Linked DNA regions of Homo sapiens: region 2 is linked to region 1. A link is an interaction called in ENCODE POLR2A ChIA-PET data of the cell type or tissue named here. Cell type or tissue: MCF 10A. All regions are shown on one strand. Links, peaks and the distances in the headings refer to the core of each region. The heading gives the core; the rest is flanking DNA. Region 1 has its middle 110 kb from the start of HMHB1. Region 2 has its middle 170 kb from the start of HMHB1.

Evidence for each region. Peaks named below come from ENCODE experiments on the same cell type or tissue, not always from the same donor. Only the 100,000 strongest peaks of a DNase experiment are listed, where the experiment ranks them.
Region 2: POLR2A ChIA-PET joins it to region 1 with 5 read pairs; 3 of 35 experiments call an interaction of 5 or more read pairs at or near these places.

The regions. Positions count from the first base shown.
Region 1 is chr5:143,919,723-143,924,132 of GRCh38, reverse strand. No RefSeq gene overlaps it. Among named protein-coding and RNA genes, the nearest start is that of HMHB1, 110 kb to the right of the region's middle. In MCF 10A, for the core only: no CTCF peak of the experiment used is centred there; DNase peaks (open chromatin) are centred at 1,202 and 2,422.
Region 2 is chr5:143,975,332-143,979,741 of GRCh38, reverse strand. No RefSeq gene overlaps it. Among named protein-coding and RNA genes, the nearest start is that of HMHB1, 170 kb to the right of the region's middle. In MCF 10A, for the core only: no CTCF peak of the experiment used is centred there; a DNase peak (open chromatin) is centred at 1,681.

The sequences.
Region 1 (4,410 bases), core at 197-4,196:
TAGCTTTTTCTCTCTCATATTTCCTGCAAGTGTGACTCATCTTGTCTGAGCCCTAGAGCTGACATGGATAGTTACCTAGGTCTCAGTAAGAAACTGAAAGAGAACACAGGCAAGGGAGAAAGGTAGAAATAAGGTTTGGCCTAAGAAAGACTTGGGTTTAAATTCTGGCTCTGTCATTTGCTCATTGCATGACTTTAAGCAGACTACTGAAGCCCAGCTGTAAATCAGAGATAATTAGAGTGATGCATCATGGATTGGATGAGAATTAAAGGAGATCCAGCATGTACATGCATTTCAGAGCAAAACCAAGACATGGTACACTCAGGAGTGGTGGCCATTGTATTTATTGCTGTTGTTGCTGTCGCCATTATATCTAAAGGGCCTAAATCCTTATTTCCTTTTAGCAGGCACAAAGCTATGCCCACTTAGAATCGAATTCAGCAAGTTGTTTGTGCTTCTTTGATATGCTGCTGCTGACCTAGTAAGGGATAAAGAACGAGGAAAATTTGGAGCCTTTTTAGAGAATATTAAGGATGAACCTCACCAAGGTTTGATTTATTTTTCTTTTTATTTTTTGTTTAGTTTCATTAGTTTTTCTTTTACTTTTTTTTAAAGCTTTTTTCAAAGAGGAGATGGGAAGCTATTTCTTAAGGAGACAAAGACATCGTTGTTGCCATCCAATTCCAATTTCAGTTCTCTTTCTACTCACAGTTTCATCCTCCTGGTTCTCACTTTCTCCTTCTAATAAATGCACCCCATATTTCATTACAAAGATCATTTCTTTCATCCACACTCAAGGTTGAAAATCAATCTCATAGACTACTTCCTCCTTAACTGTTTGCTGATAATGACTTAAACCCATTCACTTTCCCAGAATAAGAACAATAAAGGTAGTATTTTAATAGTGAAAGTTTTCAAAAACTTTTTTACTAGTGAAAGGTTTCAAAAAGTCTTTAAAAGTTGCTAATCCTAGAATTTCAGTATTGTGACAGGATGGCAAAATAGCCACTTTTGTGACAAAAGCCTTAATTACATAGCATTCAAGTATGCCATCTAAGTGTCAAACTCTTCTGTTCTACTTTCAGATTGGCCTTGATTCTTGCTTCATGTGACATGCGAGCCATCATGTTCCCTTCTCAAGCCCACAGAGGACCTCACTAATTGAGCACAGTATTCCTTCTGGCAGGACCTGGTTGTGACTCACAATTCTTCCTGACACAGCACTCCAAGTAGTAACCGTCAATCTTAGCCAATAAGGAAATTGAAACCTATTGGCCCTCAGTAGCTTAAAATGTATTTGTTGATTTTCCAGTTGTAGAAAAGAAAAGTGCAAAGTGACTCATTTAAAGAAGAATTAGAAAACAATAGAAAGGAAATCATGGTCTCTGCTTTAGTTTTATTTACATATTTATTTACTTACTGAGATAGGGTCTCACTCTGTCACTCAGGCTGGAGTGCAGTGGCGTGATCATAGCTCATTGAGGCTCAACCTCCTGGGCTCAAGCAATTCTTCCACCTCAGCCTCCTGAGTAGCTGGATCCACAGGCACACACCACCACACCCAGCTAATTTTTGTAATTCGTGTAGAGACAGGGTTTCGCCGTGTTGCCCAGGCCGGTGTTGAACCTGAGCTCAAGCAATTTTCTCACCTCAGCCTCCCTAAGTAGTAGGATTACAGGCTGCTTTAATTTTAACTAGCAACCCATATATTCAGGACTATAGAAGGAACTTACTATAAAGTGAAATAAAATATAGTCATATACAAGTAATATTTTTTAAACTTTGGAATGAGCATTTAATAATCCTGTGAAAGGAGAATTTTCTTTATTTTTTAAATGACAGAAAATTACAAAGCCATTGTTCTTCCTAATAAGTTCCTATTATGTTTTAGATTTATTTTAAGCTAGAGATAGAAAACTGTTCCTACCATGATGTCATGTTGTATTTATTTCTGGTCTCATCAATTGAGTCAATCAAGAGACACTCTCATGACACCTTCTTGCCAGAATGAACACTGTGAAGTAGGTTTAGAGCCCAGCCAGACAGATTTCGAATTGGTTGAGTGATGTAAACTTTCATGATGGATTAAATGGAGAAGGTGAGAACCAAAAAAGGAGTCCAATATGATCTTGAAGTTTTGAGTCTTGAAGTCTGGGAAAACAAGGGATCTTCATAAACACAGAAAGTCAGTAGGAGAAAGCAGCTGTTCTGGGAGACAGGAAAAAAAAAGTTCAGATTTAGATTTTTTTGAGATTTAAATTTAGAATTCAAGGGACTTCATAATGGAGAACATCTCACATGTATTTGGCATTACAGGCCTGGCCTTTGAAAGCCTGGGGGTAAAGATTTTGAAATCTTGTCCTCAAGGGATGGTAGAAAGAAATGTTGTCCAATTTCAACCCCATTTCTCATCTGAAAGATATTTGAAGGATGCCAGAAATTGAGAAAAGGCAGAGCTGATTCTACAGTGAGTCACTGGGATTCTGAAGAAATATGAGTGGCAGCTCCAGAATTTCTATATGAGGAGGAGGAGGCAATTTACAAGTGGAAGTCTGGTTGTAAGATGTAATAAGCTTGTTGTATATATGGCAGCTTACAACAGATTGAAAAAATAGATGTTTACTTTCAGAATACAGAAGGGAAATTGCAGAGATTATGAGAGAGTGCCTAAGAAGTTACCAGTGTCTTATGCATTGATTAGGTAGAAAAGATTAGGTAGAACTTTCAGACAGTTTGAACTCTCCAGGCTCTACTAGAATGATAATCCATTTCTGTATAAAAACATACAAAATCAGTAAGTTACTGAATAAAAGTGATCATAGCATAATTTGATGTTAGATAATCTATAAAATATATAATAAAGGCAGTTCAAGCAATTCAAAATTTATTTGAATTTTTCAGTTATGTTGACACTATTCCTAGTTGAGAAATAAAGTTGTGTTTATTTTAGTGAAAAGGTGACATACCTTGACCAGTGTTCCTTGGAGTCTCCACTCTTTACCAAGGACATTTAGCAAACATGGCAATAAAAACACATTTAGATCTGTGAGATTCAGTCAAAGCCCAGAAAAACTGTTCTAACCTGAACCACATGATCTCAGCACAATGCATGTCATTGACTTTCTCAGGCTATCCAGGATTTGAATATTGAGGAGGTGGTGAATATTGAATATTGTCCAGTGGTGACTCATACTGAGTAAGACTATATAGACTTTCTCTTTAACATGTTAGGTACCGGCTACAATAGTGACTTTCCACTGACTCTGACCTATAGCAGAAGTAGATTTCACATTGTGACCCAGAGCACATCCTGCAACCAAGGTTTTATGAACCAATTCTTAACTTCACCATATATACTACACTTTCATATTTTCTGTTCTTAATTTTGTTATCACTCTTTGATTTCATGACCCACAAGTAAATCATGACTCAAAGTTCGGAAAATATTAAGCGGCATGGTAGCGTTTTCCTATTTATGGTCATTTTCATTATCCTTTTTTGTTAATGTCTTATGTACTCAGCACTAACAGCCAACTCTGGTCCATAGTCTCAGCATATAAGAAACTATATTACCTTCACAACTATAATAATTCATCATACAAGTACCAAGTGGATATTAACTTGACAATAGTGGTCTTAGATTTATTTGCATTTAAAAAAATTTAAAGTGATATCCTTACTACAATGGAGTTAGGACAAAAGACTGGAAAACAGAGAAACCTGATGATATAGTGATTGCTAAAATATTCGTAAGGAAATATGGAATAGTCAGAAAAGAATACTGTGTATCTTCAATGCAAAACTATGCATTGTTTAGCATATACCCTTCCAGGTTATCTGATGCTAGCTTTTTATTAATTTTGAGCTATTTTATAGATCTGTACATTGTAACTAACTGATAGCAACGAAAATAATTCTTGTGTATATACATGAATTCCATCCAGTGGCGGGATAATCCTCCTTTTTCATTCCTGCCTCTCCCCAAAGCCAGTTGTGTGAGTGAAAATTGGTAAATGCATTCTAATACTCCTGATATCTAGGTATATCTGCCCTTTGGATTCTACTTTGAACAGATTACATCATTTTATTGGTTCCTTTATTAATAAAGCGTTAAATAAAATCTTTAGCACCATTTCACATTGTCTGAAACTCATTTTACCCCCTTTTTTGTTTTTTTTTAGAAAATTCACCTTTAATGTATTCAAAAGAGTTTTACCAGAAATGGAAAATTCTGCACCATTAATTCAAGAAAAAAAGTTTAGCCGGGCGCGGTGGCTCATGCCTGTAATCCCGCATTAGGGGCGCGAGGCAGGCGGATCACGAGGTCAGGAAATCGAGACCATCCTGGCTAACACGGTGACACCCCATTTCTACTAAAAAAAAAAAAAATTAGCTGGGTGTGGTGGCACG
Region 2 (4,410 bases), core at 93-4,092, 56 kb before region 1:
AACTCAAATCCAGATTTGCTGGGACCAAGGCCTATGTCTGAGTCAGGTTTTCAGCTCTAATCAACAGAATCCACTCTAACTAATTTATTAAATAGAAAAAATGATGTATTTATTTAAGATTGTTGGGTAATTCATGGGCATGGAGACTACATAAAGAGGAAAGAAAGTCCCCATTAAGCTTTTGACCACTGTAGCGGACACTTCACTGTTCTAATTGTCAGGCACATTCTTAGTCACCTGTTTTGCTGACAGGCCCTACCTAGACCCTCCCACTCTGCTGTGCCTGGAAGCTGGCCTCCTCAGTCATAGCTGCCTCACTGGAAGGAATTTCTCTCTGTGCCTGCTTCTTTGTGTCACTAGCTTCCAATCCAAGTCTCACATAGGAGCATCTGATTGACCAAGCCTAGGTCACTTGCCTGTGGTCCTACTGTAAGAGATGTTTAGAAAGTGAATTTCCACTGTCTGTCTTTGAGAAATGCAGATTCAGAAGGTGAGAAACTCTTTAAACACAGGCAGTGTGTTCAGAGGGTGCTGGAATTCCCCAAATAATGACAAATATCTTCTAAATATAGTGCTTCACATGCATAGAGCTGACAAATTACAAATAACTTTCATATTATTTTCACTGGATTATTTGAAGGGGAAAAATCCACAGTGAAAAAGATAGTAGTTCCCATTTTCCCAGAAGGAGAAACCATTTTTCAGGAGTGGAAGCTCCATGTAGATTAAGGACCAGACATAAGCTTCTCCACCTAATGAGGGCAGAGCTGTGTTTAGCCTCCTGGGTCAAAGGTTCTTGACTGATCACCATGGGCCTTCTCCTTACTTAGTAAGGATAGCATTAGCTGTTGATCTTTTACAAAGACTGTTTTTTTTTCTATTTTAATGCTATTCACCATTATTAAATAAAATTTATAAAATTCAGAAAAATTTGGGAGTAAAACAAAAATTCACCTGAAATTACCACTCAGAAATAACTACTGCTAATACATATTTTTATCATATAAATTGGGATCAAATTATATGAAGTGTCTGTCTTAACATGTTACCAGGGAACTTTCTGCATGTCATTAAAAGTCTTCCAAAACGTAATTTAAATGACTATATAATAATTTCACTATATATAACAATAATAATTTATTAACTATATATTTTATATGTAAATCTATATGGTATTTCTCACTGGAGTTTTGCTATTACAAATCACAGTGATAAATACCATTTTTACATAAGTTGTATCTATGTATATATAACAGACATCATATATATGTGTAAATACATATATACATATATGTGTATATATGTATATGTGTATTTATGAGATATATATGCATATAGACACACACACACACACACACATATATATATATATAATTGACTATTTTCTTAAGCTGGAATCTTAGAAATGCAATTCCTAGGTGTCAAATACTACAAACTGATTTGCTGTGTGTAGTTGTTTTCCCTGAAACTTCAGCAATGCTAGGTCAGCTTAATTTTAGTTATTTTGTAAATGACTTGCTTTTGTTTGTTTTTGTTTATTTTTGCCTGAGTATTTTTGTTGGATTTTTTTCATCTGAGTAACTAAAATGTTTGCTGATATTATCTACATGTGTCCTTTTTTCATGATTCTAAGGTGGTGGTTAAGAGCATTGGCCTGAAGCCAGACTACCTAGCAATGAGTCCCCGCTCTGCTATTTGCTTCTTTGACCTTAGGCAAGTTACCTAAGCTTTCCATGAGTCAATTTCCTTATTTGTAAAGTGAAGATCATAATTTTCTAAGGTTATGAGTGTTAATGAATAAAATATTTAGACAAATGCCCACATAGTAAATGCCCAATAACTCTTTCTTATTGCTATTACCCATTATTTTCTATTATGTTGATCCATTCTTCTCTCACCTATAACATTTTTCCTTCACCCAAAATTATTTTTTACCCTCATGCACAGCTCCAATTGTTCTAGCTTGCTCCTTAAGAATTTCTGTAACTCCTCCTTCTCCCTATATACCACCTTTTCTTTCATCCTTTTGTCTCTTTATATTTTTCTCTTGTATCCTCAGAGAGTATTTCCAAGAGAGTTCTTCACCCTAGTGATTCACCTCTTATACTGAACAGACAAGCCTTTTCTTCTGTCTCCAGTAAAAATTTTGATTACCTTATTATAATTTTAGTCTCCTTGCAACTCTTAATTATATTATCCAGCTTCCTTTTCATCTCGGCTCACTATCTTTTTACTTCATCCTGTTTTCATCTTGGTTTATTCTCTTGATAACTTTCTGCTCCTGTTTCATTAACAGCATACCCTCTAGCATCCTATTAATGATGTCACATAATATTCTAAAATTTTTTTCTAAGTTCTACATAAAATCTTTTTCAGAAATCTGTTCTTCCAAAACTTTAGGATGATTTTTGCTTTCTGTCATTCTGTAGTATTTCTTCATGGTCCCCTTGGTGGGTTTTAGGTCCTCTATACTCATCCTCTAAGCAAAAAGAGATCTTTGGGAACCTGGTATATGTCCATAAACAGGTTGTATAGATCTCCCTTGTCTATCATTATCCTTTTGAATGATGATCAAATTCTCTTCTAAATTCTTCTAGTGGTTGTTTCTAACTTGCAGCTCAGTTCTCAGTATCAACTAGCTATGCATATAGTGTGGCTCTGTTATATGGGATTAACATATGCACCCACATGAACTGCCAAATTTTTGATATTCTAAACTAATGCAGTATTTGGAAAACCATAGTTCCTAGCATGCATTGTTCCCAGGGTTTTCCTACCTTTGTGGGAGCCATATTTCCCACGATGCAATGTGACAGTCAGTCCCAACCATCCCTTTCCAGTCAGATATTTTATTCATATGGATATAGAGATATGGGGGCAAAGAGGATCTTCAAAAGTAGTTATGCATTAAAAGCTCACCAGTTTTCTATTTAGTGAAGATTCAGGGTCTTTGAATCATATGATAGGCAGTGATGGAATGACATTTTTTTTCCACCATCTATCCATAGTTGAGAAACCTGCTTTAGGAGGTAAAGTGTGGATATAGATTTTCTTAATTGAGTTTCCTAAAGCAGCTCCATTGATCTTGGATACAGTGGTAAATGATCCTAGATTCCTGCATGGGCTTTACTTCAATATTAGTTTTCATTGTGGCTAGTTTTCATCTTTTTCTGTCTTCTTAGGTACCATCGAAGTAGGGAGTCAGTAAAGTTGCATCAGGAACTGAAGGTCATACACTTTTCATAAGTGAAAATCTCATCTGTTTATCTTTTAATAGGTCAATACAAAATGTAATACTTTTTTAAAAATGACGACTTGCCTTAGTCTCCTCTAGCTCTTGCAGTTACCTTTTTGCTGCCACATTATCACATTTTTACTCCATCTCCTGTTTTTTTCTTGAGTATCAATTCTTTGACATGAGACAATGAGTTCCTTGAGGGCAGCAAACATTCCTGGGTCATCCACACATCCACTGGCCTGCCTTGCAGAGAACAAAGCTCTGAAAATCTCTGGATGAGTAATAACAAGGTAGCACAGAGAGGCTCTTTATGGATCAGCTTGTGATAGCAGAAGGAAAGGTTAGGTTTCCACTGCCCCTAGAGTCATTCTGAAGGGGTTTAAAAGCCATTTGATCTCATGCAATTGCAGAAATATGTATTGGGTTCCCACTATCTGCAAGGTACTTGGGATTTCAAGATAACTAAGCCTTGTCTGCTGCATTCTCCAATATGAATATAAAACAGCCCATGCATGAGCAGCTCTGATAGAGGGCAGACAATGGTGATGCTTTATTGGCAATTTAAATAAAGCACAGAATGCGAATGAACTGGATTAGTTTTATTAGCTAACCCAACAAACATTGATTGAGGCCCAACTCCAAAACAATGTAAACATAACACATTCACCTAATTATGAGATGTAGACCATCTCAAAAGGAACCAAAAACCCAAATAGGCTGAGTACCCCTTCTCCAAAATGCTCGGGACCAGAAGTGTTTCAGATTTTCGATTTTTTTGAATTTTGGACTATTTGGAGATAGATAGATAGATAGATAGATAGATAGATAGATAGATAGATAGATAGATATAGATAGATGATAGATAGATAGATAGATAGATAGATAGATAGATAGATAGATAGATATAGATATATATTATATAAAATGAGCCATCTTGGGGATGGGACCAAAGTCTAAACACTACATTTATTTATATTTCATATACATTTTATACACATAGCCTGAAGGTAATTTTGTACAATATTTTTCATAGTTTTGTGGATAAAACAAAGTTTGTGTTGTATGGAATTTTTCACTTATGGCATCATGTCGGTGCTCAAAATGTTTGAGATTTTGGTGTATTTTGAATTTTGAAATTTCAAATTAAAGATGTTTAACTTGTCATTTATTTG